Linked DNA regions of Homo sapiens: region 1 is linked to region 2. Evidence: chromatin contacts called from ENCODE Hi-C or POLR2A ChIA-PET data. All regions are on one chromosome and are shown on one strand. The core of a region is the stretch at or near the end of the contact, and the rest is flanking DNA. Distances in the headings are between cores, read along the strand shown. Region 1 overlaps ZBTB7C (zinc finger and BTB domain containing 7C). Region 2 overlaps ZBTB7C (zinc finger and BTB domain containing 7C).

What was found. A loop is a pair of places that touch in the nucleus more often than their neighbours do. ChIA-PET counts read pairs that join two places held with the same protein, here RNA polymerase II (POLR2A). Pooled maps may share reads with other maps.
Region 1: a loop to region 2 is called in a map of heart right ventricle, with 6 times the contacts of the local background. The contact joins two enhancer-like sites. A Hi-C loop is called at or near these places in 3 of 168 maps with a recorded cell type or tissue (GM12878 and heart right ventricle) and 3 of 50 pooled maps. POLR2A ChIA-PET finds 5 or more read pairs at or near these places in 1 of 52 experiments (SK-N-SH).

The regions. Positions count from the first base shown.
Region 1 is chr18:48,183,956-48,191,098 of GRCh38, forward strand. ZBTB7C (zinc finger and BTB domain containing 7C) reads right to left here. Exons shown (of 5, transcript NM_001318841.2): 3 at 1,979-2,040. It also overlaps a transcript of ZBTB7C-AS1 not described here. Among named protein-coding and RNA genes, the nearest start is that of ZBTB7C-AS1, 25 kb to the left of the region's middle. RefSeq lists enhancers at 1,748-2,266, 2,267-2,784. Within about 2 kb of position 2,378, at least 3 of the 41 ENCODE cell types and tissues checked have a DNase peak (open chromatin) inside an H3K27ac peak, as active enhancers do.
Region 2 is chr18:48,138,858-48,145,116 of GRCh38, forward strand. The region is part of intron 3 of ZBTB7C (zinc finger and BTB domain containing 7C); the gene reads right to left. Among named protein-coding and RNA genes, the nearest start is that of ZBTB7C-AS1, 21 kb to the right of the region's middle. RefSeq lists an enhancer at 181-680. Within about 2 kb of position 1,319, at least 3 of the 41 ENCODE cell types and tissues checked have a DNase peak (open chromatin) inside an H3K27ac peak, as active enhancers do.

The DNA of each region.
Region 1 (7,143 bases), core at 1,128-3,627, 46 kb after region 2:
CTAAGAGCTCTCCCTGGATACATCACATCCCACTGAAAACTGACTCAGGCTCTGCTTCTAGGAAGCCCAACCTAAGTCAGTCACCAGTGGCTCAAAATGAAGCCCTCCAGCATCTTTTCAGAGGGTTGTCCCAGGAGTTGGAAGCACACGTGAGCCTTCCTCCTTGAAGGCAGCACCATAACCACCTTCCTGCCTTGCCGAAGACCACCAGTCTGACATAATACAGCCCACGAAAGCCAGCAACAGCAAAACATGGACATCCAGAACAGACAGAGTTCTGACAACTGGACCCCGTGGCGCAGCACAATGATGACTCTTCTTCCCCAGGATGAATAAGCAGGAGGCAAGGGCTGAGCCAAAAGGACCTGTTGCATAATCTGAGCAATGTCCAGTTATGTGCAGCGGAAAGTCAGTGTGGACGTCTTAGGCAGCTCTACCACTTACTAGCAGAGCAAACTAGAGCAAATATTGAATGATTCTGAGCCTCAGTTTCTTCATCTGCAAAATGGGAATACTGGATAGAGCCTTTGTAAAGCACCTATGAGGCAGTACCTTCAAGAGTGCTGCAAATTGCTCATCCAATGTGAATACTGGCTGTTGTTATGGAGATTTATAACTAGCTACCTTCTCCTGCTTGCTTGGGACAAATATTAATTAATCATCATTAAATAAATATATCCCAGCTGCCCCTCATCCTGAGCACAGTACCTAGAGCTCCCTGCGTGAGAAGTGGCTCTGGGGGAAAGGCAAGTGGACAATTGGGAGTGCTGTATTGGTGACTGTCCGCCAGGAGCTCAAGATGTGGCCCCATTACTGGCCTCACAGGGCTCTGGTGGCCCTTGGCTGCAGCTGTGTGGAGAATTTTCTCTCTCTCTCTCTCTCTCTCTGTCTTTCTCATTCCCTCTCTCTCTCTGAGACAAAGGGAGTATCTCCAATGCAGATTTCCTATAATCTACTCAGTGTATAGACTGATCTCAAATACAACCTCAAGTTTGTGAAAAATTCATGCAGCCATTTTCATATCGTGGAGTGGCCGACAAACAGGCAGAAACTAAATTTTATTTACATAGGTGAAGAATCCTTTATTCCATCCTGATTCTTTGCATCTGGACCATTCCTGAAGCCATGCCAAGCCCTCCAGCACCTGGCCCTGTCCAACCTCACCAGCATCTTCTCCCCTCCCACCCTCAGACCCATGCCTACACCATCCTCCACATAGGCATCCACCCCTGTTCCTTCCTTCCTGGAATGGCCTCCCTCCTCCATCAGTCCAGTTCAAGCCTCTCCTTCTCCAGGAAGTCTTCCCTAACCATTTCCCATCCCCAGCATTTCTGCCCGGGCCATGCCAGCCAGAGCTGGTGCACACACCTGGTCATAAAGTTCTTTGTCTCATATGCAGGTGTCTTCTCTTCCTGAACTGGACTGAAAGCTCCTCCAAAACAGAGCCAATGCCTGCTGCTTCTCGTGGATTTCCCAGAGCTTCCAGGTGCTGCCTGGCACCTGGTGATTAATGACATTCTCAGATTGATTAATGGATTGGTTCCTGTGACTGCACTTAGTTTAACACACTGTTAAATGGCCTCTATGAGAATTTACTGTTCTGAATAGGGGGTCAACCTAGCAGCAAACTTAGAACTGTACAAACTGTTTGTGGCCCCAAGTAAAAAAAAAATGCACATCTCTCTTTTTTCTAGAGTCCTGCTCTCCCGCACAGCAATCGAGTCAAGGGAGTGACTCTTTCATGAGCCAGTGGGAACATTCTCCACTTAGAGGGCAGAGCCAGGGTTCAAACCACCCTCCTCCAATTCAGTGCCTTACATTCCTGGGTTCAGCTCCACCCCAAGGGAGGAAGCTTCCAGAAGAAGAACCAAAAGCCAATCCCATCCAGGTCATGCTCTTTTCCCCTAACAGGGAAATCCACCCACTTCCCAGGAACATTGTTAAGCCACAGAACTAAAAAAGCAAAATTCATACTCACAAGCACCGATGCCTTAGTTTTAAATTTCAGGACACCAGTTTTTCTGCAAATCTGCTCATTTCCTGCAAAGAGAAGAAAGGGACGGAGAATCATATTAGCATCTGCTCTGGGTATCCTCAGCAGTTTCCCGGCCGACCTCAGGCTTCTGCACCTTCTCTGTGTTCTCACTCCCAGCAGCACTCTCCCCTCCCCAGGCACACTGCATGCTAGTTGGGTGGGTGCCCCTCGCTCCTCGCAGGATTCCACCCCTCCAGGCCCGTGGGCTCGGCCCACGCTGCCTCCCTCTCCCTCCCCGGCGCTGTGCCAGTCTCAGATTGACCACTGCCTCCAATTCCCTGAAGGCGCCCTGGCTTCTTCCCACTCCGGAGTGAGGCCTCCACTTCTGTAGCATGGGGTTGCCTAGCAACCCTGCGCGTGCAGCTCGGAAGGCCTTCCTAAATTGGACCTCACAGCACAGGGCATCTCCTTGTACAGCTGCCTGCATCTTAACAATCTGGCTCTGAATAATAACACAATGGTAATTGCATTCATGGACCCCAAACTACATTTAAATAATGTTCAAGAGCTGACACAAACCAACAAAGGCCAGAAAATGCATCGGGGAGGTTGACTGTAAGGCCAGGCAGGAACGTTCGGGGCGGGAGGGAGTTGACACCAAAGACTTGAGTTAATGACAACGCTAACCTGAACTGTGAATTCTCCTGCATTTCGCCTGAGTGTGTCATCACTGTAAAGTGTTGCAATGTGAGTCTGGGCAATTAACGCCCAGAGGCAGTGATGCTTCAAGACAGGATGCCCTTTAGTTCTGCTGATGCATACGTGGATTTTTGGAGGGAGTCAGGAAGTGGGGAGCTCCTTGGACAGGAGGGGAGACTGTTAATGAGTGATTTTAGTTGGCTTTTACAATCGTGGCTAAATACATTTTCGAAGGTGGGGAAATAACTTACCAAGCAAGGGCACAAAGCATTTGCTACCTCAGCGAGGGACAAATTCGACATGACTGATGCACTTCAGGATAAGAAGTGAAGGCAAAGAGGCCTTGACACTGGCTGAAGCGCAGACTGAGCAGCCTAGCTCGGAATGGGGAAAAGGGGTGGGTGCGAGAGGCCAGCTTTGATCTGTGTCCCTGGCAGAGGATACTGTGCAGCTCTGCTCAAGGGAGGAGGGTCTTAGCACACAAGCAGTGGCAAGCTGGCAATCTGCTCCTTGTGGAGCCTTAGCAGTGAGGGCCGGCAGATCAGCTCTGATCATTTGAAAGCTGGAAGCACTTTGTTTTTAAAAAGCTCAATCCTCCTGCAAGGGAATGGGGCAGATATCTGTACATCCACGTTCATCAGCATTGTTCACAATAGCCAAAAGACGGAGGGAAGTCAAACGTCTATTGGGAGAAGAATGGATAAACAAATGTGGTAAATACATACAGCAGAATTTTATTTAGCCTTAAAGTGGAAGGAAATTCGGATACAGGCTACAGCATGGATGAACCTCCAGGCCATTATGCTAAGTGAAATAAGCCAGTCACAAAAAGACAAATACTGTATGATTCCACTTATATGAGGTACCTAGAGAAGTCAAATCCATAAAGACAAGAAGTAGAAGGCCGGGCATGGTGGCTCATGCTTGTAATCCTAGCACTTTGGGAGGCCAAGGTGGGCAGATCACGAGGTCAGGAGATCGAGACCATCCTGGCTAACACGGTGAAACCCCGTCTCTACTAAAAATACACACACACAAAACTTTAGTCGGGTGTGGGGGCCGGTGCCTGTAGTACCAGCTACTCGGGAGGCTGAGGCAGGAGAATGGCGTGAACCCGGGAGGCAGAGCTTGCAGTGAGTCGAGATGGTGCCACTGTACTCCAGCCTGGGCAACAGGGCAAGACCCCGTCTCAAAAAAAAAAAAAAAAAAAAAAGACAGGAAGTAGAATGGTGGTTGCCAGGGGCTGGGCAGGGAGAGGAGAATGAGGAGTTATTGTTTAATGGGGACAGAGCTTCGTTTGAAAAGATGTAAAAGTTCTAGGATGGATGGTGGTGATGATTGCACAACAGTGTGAATGTACTCAATGAATTACACACTTAACAAATGGTTAAAATAAATATCCCCCTGCAACAATAGCACAGCATACACCTCCACACTGTTTCTCTGCAAGACTTCAGTCCATCTTCATTTTGGAAGTCAGAGTGGCCTGTGTCATTCACAAGCTTGGACAGGGAGACTCACTGGGACCAAAGGACATAATGGACAGTGTGACTGGGCCAGGGAGCCTGTATTAGTCTATTCTCATACTGATAATAAAGACATACCCGAGACTGGGTAATTTATAAAGGAGAGAGGTTTAATTGACTCACAGTTCTGCATGGCTGGGGAGGCTTCAGGAAACTTAAAATCATGGTGGAGGGGGAAGCAACACATCCTTCTTCACATAGTGGCAGCAAGGAGAATGCAGAGTGAAGAGGAGGAAAAGCCCCTTATAAAACCATTGGCTCTCGTGAGAACTCACTTGCTACCATGAGAACGGTATGGGGGAATCCAGCCCCATGATTCAATTATCTCCCACTGGGTCCCTCCCACAGAATCTGGGAATTATGGGAGTTACAATTCAAGATGAGATTTGGGTGGGGACACAGCCAAACTATATCAGAGCCCATGGCTCATAAGCATGGTGTTTGTGCAATGTGGCCTCAGACAGAGAGAGGGGTCTGAGCATTGAGAGACAGGATTCTCCTATTCCCACCTCTTGAAGTCCAAACACCATCACCTTCCAGAACTCAGCCTCCTTCCACTTAGCCAGTCCTATCCCTGTGTCCCCTGTCTGCTCTCCCCACCGGGAACCTGGGCTCCTATTACACTTTCATTGTTACCATTTGTTCACCTCATACCCCTGCCTAGAAAGCCCCTTCCTGTGCCATCTGAACTAATTTTACTCTTTCTACTGGGTCCACATCAAAGTCCACCTCCCTCATCAAGCCTTCCAGATCCCTCCCAGTTGTACTTTCTCTGAATGCCACAGCCCGTAATCAATCACTTCTTAGGTACTATCTCATGTTCTTGTCTGAAAATCTGGTCTCTTCTAATAAGTCCCTGAAAGGAACCCTGAGCAATGATTATTGCTAACATTTTTTTGTCCACCACAAGCTGTAGCTCAGGGCTGAGCACACCATGGTTGCCGGATTGCCTTGCCTCCTTTCTCAGGGAATTCTAACCATAGCTCCCCTGCCCAGGGCACAAAGCATGACTGCTGGCTGCAGAGCCCTGGAGCTAAATATTCCAGGTGAACGCTCAGTTCCTTCCAGTCACTTAGAGGTGTAACTCAATGTGTGCAATAAACAATTGAGCATTTACAGATTTTATTAATTTGGAAAGGTCATTAGAGCTAACAGCTTCTCCAAGTGAGAGTGAATAAATAGCATGGGTAATTTTTTTTCTATGCCCTGGATTTTTTTTCTTGGAATGTACTTTAAGCCTCAAAAATAATGTTAGAAGTAAAAAAGAAAAAAAAAATCCAGGCTTTGGAGACAGGGGGAGACTGACAGGAGTTCTGGACAAGCCTCGTCCCCTCTGTCTTCCCATCTGCAAAACAAGGGAGTGGTCTCAAAGGTTCTTCCAACTTAGAAAAATAAAATTATGATTCAATTTTAGGAATGTGAAATTAGCTAGTGACCTTCCAAGTTAGCAGTTGCTGCCTCTCCCCCACCCATCCTTCCAGGTGCCCCTCGCCTTGGATAGATACGGCATAAGTTCACACCTCTGCAGCCAGAACAAGGTCCTTAATCATTTCAGGTGCCTTCCCAGGCCCTGACCTGGGTGCTCTCAATCCCAACGACCTGGCTCGCCTTGCTCTCATTAGATCATTAAGGAATACTCAAGACTAATGAGTTGTTTTCTTGAATCTCCAAAAATGGCTGGAAAGGGGCAGGAGGGCATCATCCAAGCTCTGTCTCTCCTTGGCTCGGTGACCAGCCAGTGCTGTCTGTCAAGGGCTGGCCTCTGCGGGGCAGATGCTCCTGGCTCTTCCCGACAGGTGAGAAATGGAAGCAACATTCAGGGAGTGGAGTGGAGGGGCTCTGGCTCCTGCCTGCTGTCGTGGGGAGAAACACTTGGCCCTTGACCAGAGTGCTGTTGGCCAAGGCTTTTCCTGACATCCTTTTCTCTCCCTATCATCATCCGTCCCTCTTCTCTCTGCCTTGGGTGCGGGCAGATGCTGGGAAGGTGGGAGTGCAGTGTCTGTCTGTGAATGTGTGGCCACAAACACTCTTGCCCCCACCTCCAGACTGCCCAGGATTATCAGGAGCAAGAAGAAGACTAAGTGTGAATCAAGACTCTGTAAGGAACAACATTAATACTAATCTTAACATTACCATTGATATTAACTATATGATGGTTTATGATTAAAGAAGTATTTTCCCACGTATGTATCAGGTAGGTAGAATAGATTCAACACATTTGTTGAGTACCTGCTGGGGATGCAGATATGAAAAGGTGTGAATCCTGCCTGCCAACTCCGTGCAGGAGGGTTGTAGACAAGATGACGGAGGCACAGAGGAGCTGAGCAATTGTCTTAGTGTCATCCAGCTAGCAGACACTGAAGCAGTGCTCAAATCAAGCCCATGAACTCAGGGGCCCTTTGCAACTCTACCTATATGACTTGTGAGTTTAGTATGAAATTTAGCCTGCATGACATCCTTCAGAAGGGAACAGCCACTAGACAGGATGGTTTGGGGACAGTGGGATTTTATGCCTAGAATGAAACAGCGACTGTGGGCTTCAGTGCATGGGAGGCCCAAGGCACCCCAGAGAGGCAGGCCCTGAGCTGAGCACAGTGCAGAGCCCACTGCAGACACAGCCTTGCTGTCCATGGCCTTTGTGCCCATTGCTAAAGATCCCCCCTCTCAGCAGCCTTTGTAGAGAGGCCTTGAAAGTTGAGGCAAATTCATGACATCTTCCCCCCACCACCCAATCTGCACTAACCTTTCTTGGGCACAGCACTTATAATCGGCATGTGACACAAAATTGGTGTTGTTCTTCTTGGAGTCTCTTTTGGGGAAAACAAGTCCCATGCTTGGGGGAGTCGTACAAATCTCTCACTTTACAACCAAGGCCACGGAAGCCCAGTGGGGCCAAATACCTTGCCTTGAGCACACTAAAGACAAGAGCGGAAGTCAGGTTCC
Region 2 (6,259 bases), core at 69-2,568:
TGGAATCAGTATGAATCCAGAAGTGTTTGCTGTGTGCCCGTAAAGGGTTTGCCTCAGCGGCCTGGGTGGAGGTGGGGTGGGTGCAGTGGGGTGCCAACCTCGGAGCCTCTCTTCTTGTGGGGCAGATAAAGCACAGGCGGACTGGAGAGTGGGGCAAGGTGCATCCAGCACCCTGTGGGTGCATAAGGAACAGGGCAGTGCTTTTGCAGAGCAGTTAGTAAGGCAGGCTCACAGGGACAGGGCTACAGGAGGAGTGGGGCTGGGCAGGCCTGGAAGATGGTGCTGCAGGGAGCAGGAGAGGAGGGCATGTCAGGTGCGGGAGTGGAGGCAGGAGGGGGAGTCACTGGGGAAAGCCAGCAGCTGGCCTGGTTCAGAGGGTTCACTCAGTAGTTAAGAAAACAGGAGGGGGTCTATGAGGTAGAGCCAGTTTATGGGTGCAGCTTCTGGCTGAAAGGAGAGAGTGCAGGGCAGAGCCTTGTTTGGAGAGGAGGAAGGATGGGAGCACCTTTTCAAACCCAGCTGGAGCGGGATGTGGGAGGGAAGCTGTAGGGAGGGGTGCACAGAGTTGAGGTGCCCAGCCCAGCTTACCCCCAGGCGGCTCCTCCTAGCCAGGGTTCCAGTCCCCGGACTGGAAGGAGTGTCTGGGTAGGCTATGGGTGGTGCCAGGGCCAGTGATATTGCAGCCAAGAGCCTGGGGAGAGCTGGCTGCTGTCCAGCCCACCGGCTGGGTCCTGCAGTGGACAGTGAATGCCACTCCTCCCTCCCCCTAATCACTGTGTGTGTGTGCCCTGCTGGGACACACCCTTCAGAATGGCTCTGGGCACAAAGTGGGGAGCCCCGCCCCACCACCCCTCCAGCCTCCCTCGGTGCCAGCTGCCTCCTGGGAACAGGAACATAAAGCAGTCTTAGTGAAGTGGGTGGGGAGAGAGGGCAAGGGGAGGCTCCCAAAGCCACCCACAGAAGGGGCTCTGGATGCACCAGACTCCAGATCTGAGTGTGCATTTCCTTTTGGGCCTGGATTCCTTCCTAGGCCCTCTTTGGCCTCCTCCTCCTCCTCAGCTCCCTTCCTCCAGCCCTAGCCCTTCTCAGCCCCCACCTCTGGCTCCCCGCCTTCCCGGTTCAGGTCAGCCAGAGCACGTGGAAGCCCGCTGGCTTCACACGGCAAGCCTGCCCTGACTTTCACAGCTGGCTCCAAACTCAACAACTCACTCATGTTCCAGTGAGGACGAAAGCTCCTACTTCAACCACCGAGCATGGCTCAGAAAGCTAAACAGAAGCACATAAGCAAACATGCTACTGTCTTAACTTGAAACCTCAGCAGGGCCTAGTCATCTGCTGGGGTTGTAATGTAGGCACACAAACAGCTTTGTGCCCACAAGCACACGCAGATACAGAGTGTCTGCACACACGTGCATAAAGAGGCAGACACATGTATGAGCTCTGTGATCTGCAAAGAGTATACTAATATTGACTGAGGGCCTATGCCCTCACTCTATGCAACCACGCTGTGGGGTAGATCTTGTTATTTCCTCCATCTTACTGATAAGGAAACTGGAGCTCAGAGAAGTTTTACAACTTGTTTAAGGTCACACCGCCTGACATATGATAAAATTGGACATCACACTGCATCTTTGTGACTCTGGTGACTCAAGGCAACCTGGGGTTCAAGCTCTGGCTCTTTGGTTCATACAATTGGTTCCCTAAGGGGCAGTGTGGTTTGCTGATGCATGCCTCAGTTTATCCATCTGAACAAGCAGGGTAATGACTCTTCCTGAACCCAAGAGGGTATTGTTAGGCAGGGGGAGGCTGAGAGGGAGGTTGGCCTTTGCTAGAGTGCTGAAGCAAGTCATCCTAGAGGATGTGCAGACATGGGAATGAGTGATACTCAAGCCAGAAACTCAGCGCCACGCTTGCTGCCTCCCTGTCCTTCCTGGCCCCCACCCGCGCCCCCAGCCAAACCATCCATCAGCAAGTCTGTCTCCAAAATAGAGCTCGAACCTGCCCTCTTCCTGCCACCTCTGCCACTGCTGCCCTTGGCGGAGCCTCTATCCCCTCTCACCTTGACTTCTACAGGCACCTCCTAACTGGTCTCTCTGCCCCATTCCTGTTCTGCTCCTTCGGCCCAACGCCACACGACTGCCAAAGCAATCCACTTAAAACAGGCATCTGGTCCTGTCATAGGGCACTCACATGCACTTTAGACTATTCACCATAGCCCTCAAGGCCCTTCTCTCGCCAAACTCCCTGCACCCCATACTGCAATCACAGATAGGCATCCCCCCCGCACCACCCCCCCCACTGTTCCTTCTCCTTCCTGCTGTGGGACTTGGCTTATGCAAATTTCCCAGCCTGAAATGCTCCCCCAACTTTGGGTCTTGCAGGAATGTCACCTCCTCAGAGAGGCCTTTCCTGACCACATAGATAAATTAGGATCTTGTGCCCCATTATCTATTTCAGACCCTTGATCAGAGGATTCATGCTCGCATTGATTTTTTTATTTGACTGTCCCTCCCACTAGAATGTTGGCTACTTGATGGCAAGGACCCATGCATCTTTTCTTACTGTATCGTGCCTGGTATGTCACTGGCCCCAGGCAGGTATGTGTGGTACAGGTGTTTATTGAGAGAATCCTAGATCTGGGAAACAGAAGGACTGGATCTTGTCTTGATGAAATTCTTCCATTGTAGAGAAAATTCGTGAACTGGGCGGGGGGGAAAGTAACCCATAATCTCATCACACTAGGTAGGCTAATATTTATGGTGTCACGGTGGCGTGGGCAGCGGGTCAGTCTTTCTCTCGCTGGAGTGAACATTTCACACCGCATTTAACACAGGCTACACTTGTCATTCCTCCTTGTACTTCTTGGATGCTTAACAAATGTTTAATTAAATTTTGAGGAAAACTGAAAGAAAATGGAACCAGCTCAAGGGAGGAGGGACATGCCAAGCCTCTTCCTTCGTGGCCCCTCTGGCTTCCTGTCCAATCACAGGCTATGACCTCACCGTTCTGAACTCCACTGTTTGCATATTAGCACCTGTGGATTGTAATGGCATGGCTCTATCACTTTCATCCACAGATCAGATTTTATTGAAATGTATTAAATGCCAATTTGAAATAATAATGCATTGCCGTTTAGCATTGAGAACAGACAGGGAGCCACGAACTGAAGCTAAGCTACACTTTAACAGCCCTTTATATGGTCACCGAGTTTACCCAAATCTGTTAGTTGCCAAGGCTACATACATTTCTGCCACTGTGTGTTAGGGGGGCAACCCAGCCATTTGGAACCTATCGGCCATTTGCCAAACTCCATCAAACTCCTCCACTTCTTCCAGAACATAATGGTGATCCAGAGAAATGGAGTCCTTTGGGCTTACTGGCCTTTGGCTGCCCTGTCCTGCAGGGGCTGGAAGGCAAGGGCAAGGAGCTGTAGCCCCAGAGGGAGGATTGGGGGCCAGCAGAGCCTGCCTCCCATTTAGGAGCACTGGGAGACCAGCCGGTGCTTGTCTGGGGCCCTCAGGAACCTCCGAGGGGGAGGTGTGGGCCAAGCACAGGGTGCTGGGTTGTTCTCTCTGTGGGAAAGTACCCTGCCAGGCTGGAGTGCAGGGCAGGACTCCTAGCCTGGCTGGCTGCACAGTAGGCTGTGCGGGGTCCCAGACCTCTGCTCACAGCCTGAGGGCCCCAGGGCTGCCAGGGCCTCACCCTCCTCCCAGACTGTATCAGGTAACACCATCAGGCACCCACTGTGGGAGGAGGGGAGGGTGCCAGGCAGGAGCTTCAGCTAAGCCTGGCTTGTGGGGAGGAGTTGGGGTGGCTGGGCCTGTCACCATGGATCCCAGAGGAGGAGGGCTTGGTCAGAATTTGGCCAAGGTGGGATAGTGGCAGGAAAGGGGGTGGCACCACTAGCTAGGGGAGGCAGATTCCCTCTTGTCTTCCTTCCTCCCTCCTTCCTTCACTCCTCCCTCTCTCCCTTCTTGACTCTTCCTTCCTGTTCACCTTCCTTCTCCCTTCCTCCTCCTTTTGCTCCTCTCTCCCTTCCTTCCCTTCACAGGTATGTACTACCTATTCTGTGCCCCACACCACTCCAGGCTTTGGCTATAAAGTGGTGAACAATCCACGTGGTCTCCACCCTTATGGAGCTGACCTTCTTCTAGCAGGGGAAAGATAATAAACAGATAAACATCTACCATGAACTCAGGTGGGTGAGTCCAGATCATTCAGCCCCATCCTTAGGCAAACCACTTTTCCATCTCCAGCAGCCTCTCATCTCATTTGTTCCCCACCCTCAGGGGCCAGGAGCAGCATTATAGCTCCCATATACAGTGAGGAAGTGGGGTTGAGGGTGGGGAGGTGACTTGCCTGAGGTCACACTGGGAGCACAGGTGGAGCTGCTGCAGTGGAACCTTGGCCATCTGCCTCCCAGGGGAGTGCTTTTTTCTTCCTCCAGCAGGGTCACCGGCACTTACCTCCAAAGCAGGGGAAAGATTTAATTCTGTGCTTCTAAAGACACTTTCTGTTTTTAAGAGAACATTTATGCACAGAAAACTAAGAAAAAAATGCACTAAGAACCTCACCCTAGGACAAACAACTAATTCACCTTATATTAAATTACCACTTACTGTGTGCAAGCCAGGATCCCTGAGGGTCTAGGCAGCCTCAAGAGCTGAGGTCTGGCTACATTAGCTGCAAACTGTCATCATGACCCACATTCCCTTTGTCAGCTCCTAAGAGCTGACAAAGACTCTCTCCTTCAATAAACCTCAGACAGGTTCCTCTGAGCCCCCTCTTGTCCTTGGGCCCTGTCTTTGGCCTGCCTAGTCCAGTTTTAACAAAAATGCTGCTAAGTCCGGTTAGCAAGAATCCCCCATCCCTTGATATCTAATCATCTTGACCTGTTGGCCTGCCTTCTGCAAGAATCCTGTTAAGTCAGTTCAGCGAGGATCCCCCTACCTTTGATGTCTCCTCTTGGTAATTTTCCATCCACTCACCACCCTCTGCACCTTGGCTATAAATCCGTACTTGTCTTTGTATTTGGTGCTGAACCCGGATCCCTCTCCCCTATTGCAGTCCGGCCCAACTCTGAATATAACAAGGACAAGCGGGAGTACCCCTATTGCAGTAGTCCTGAATAGTCTTTAGGCCAGGAGCGGTGGCTCACACCTGTAATCTTAGCACTTTGGGAGGCCGAGGTGGGCGGATCACTTCAGGTCAGGAGTTCGAGACCAGCCTGGCCAACATGGTGAAAGCCCCATCTTTACTAAAAGTACAAAAATTAGCTGGACGTGGTGGTGCCTGCCTGTAATCCCAGCTACTCGGGAGGCTGAGGCAGAAGAATCACTTGAAGCCGGGAGGCGGAGGTTGCAGTGAGCCAAGATTGCACCACTGCACTCTAGCCTGGGCGACAGAGCAAGACACCTTCTCAAAAAAAAAAATTTTTTTTTTCTTAGTTTTCTTTACCATGTAACAACTACATAAACAAAACATTTCCTTTATTTTATTTTTTTTAGACAGGGTCTCACTTTGTCACCCAGGCTGGAGTGCAGTGGCACAAACAGGGCTCATTGCAGCCTCAACCTCCCAGACTCAAGTAATCCTCCCACCTCAGCCTCCCAAGTAGCTGGGACTACAGGTGCACACCACCATGCCTGGCTAATTTTTGTATTTTTTTGGTAGAGACAGGGTTTTGTTATGTTACCCAGGTTGGTGGCAAACTCCTGAACTCAAGCCATCTGCTCGCCTCAGCCTCCCAAAATACTGGGATGACAGGTGTGAGCCACTACACCAGGCCAAATTTTTTTAGTAGTTATGTTGCTGTGACTTGGACAGTCTCAGATTTATCACTGCACCCCTGACCTCTCACTCAGGACTCCAAGTGTGTGTCTTTGAAGCCTTTGTCTTCACTCCCGATTGAGGGATTGGGGAGTCCATGGGAGAGTTCTACTCCTGATGAAACCCAGTGCTCCAGATGATAGTCCACTGAAGGACACATTTTCATTCTTAAGATTCTGAGTGTGCTCTCTGAGGCTGGGTTACAGTCCCAGGTTTCTTAGGTTGAAAGGTACTTATTTGAGAAAGAATCTTCCTGGATGGACGTCTTCTGGGCTCTTTTTCAGTAGAGATTCATTCCCTGACCCTCAAGAGGAGGCATTCCTGGTTCTTTGGGGAGGCCTCTGCTCTAGAATCTGGGTTAGAGACTCAGGCAAACCGAGACTGGGTTGCAGTCTTGGGCATCTTTGTTGGGGAGAAGTCATTAGTTAAT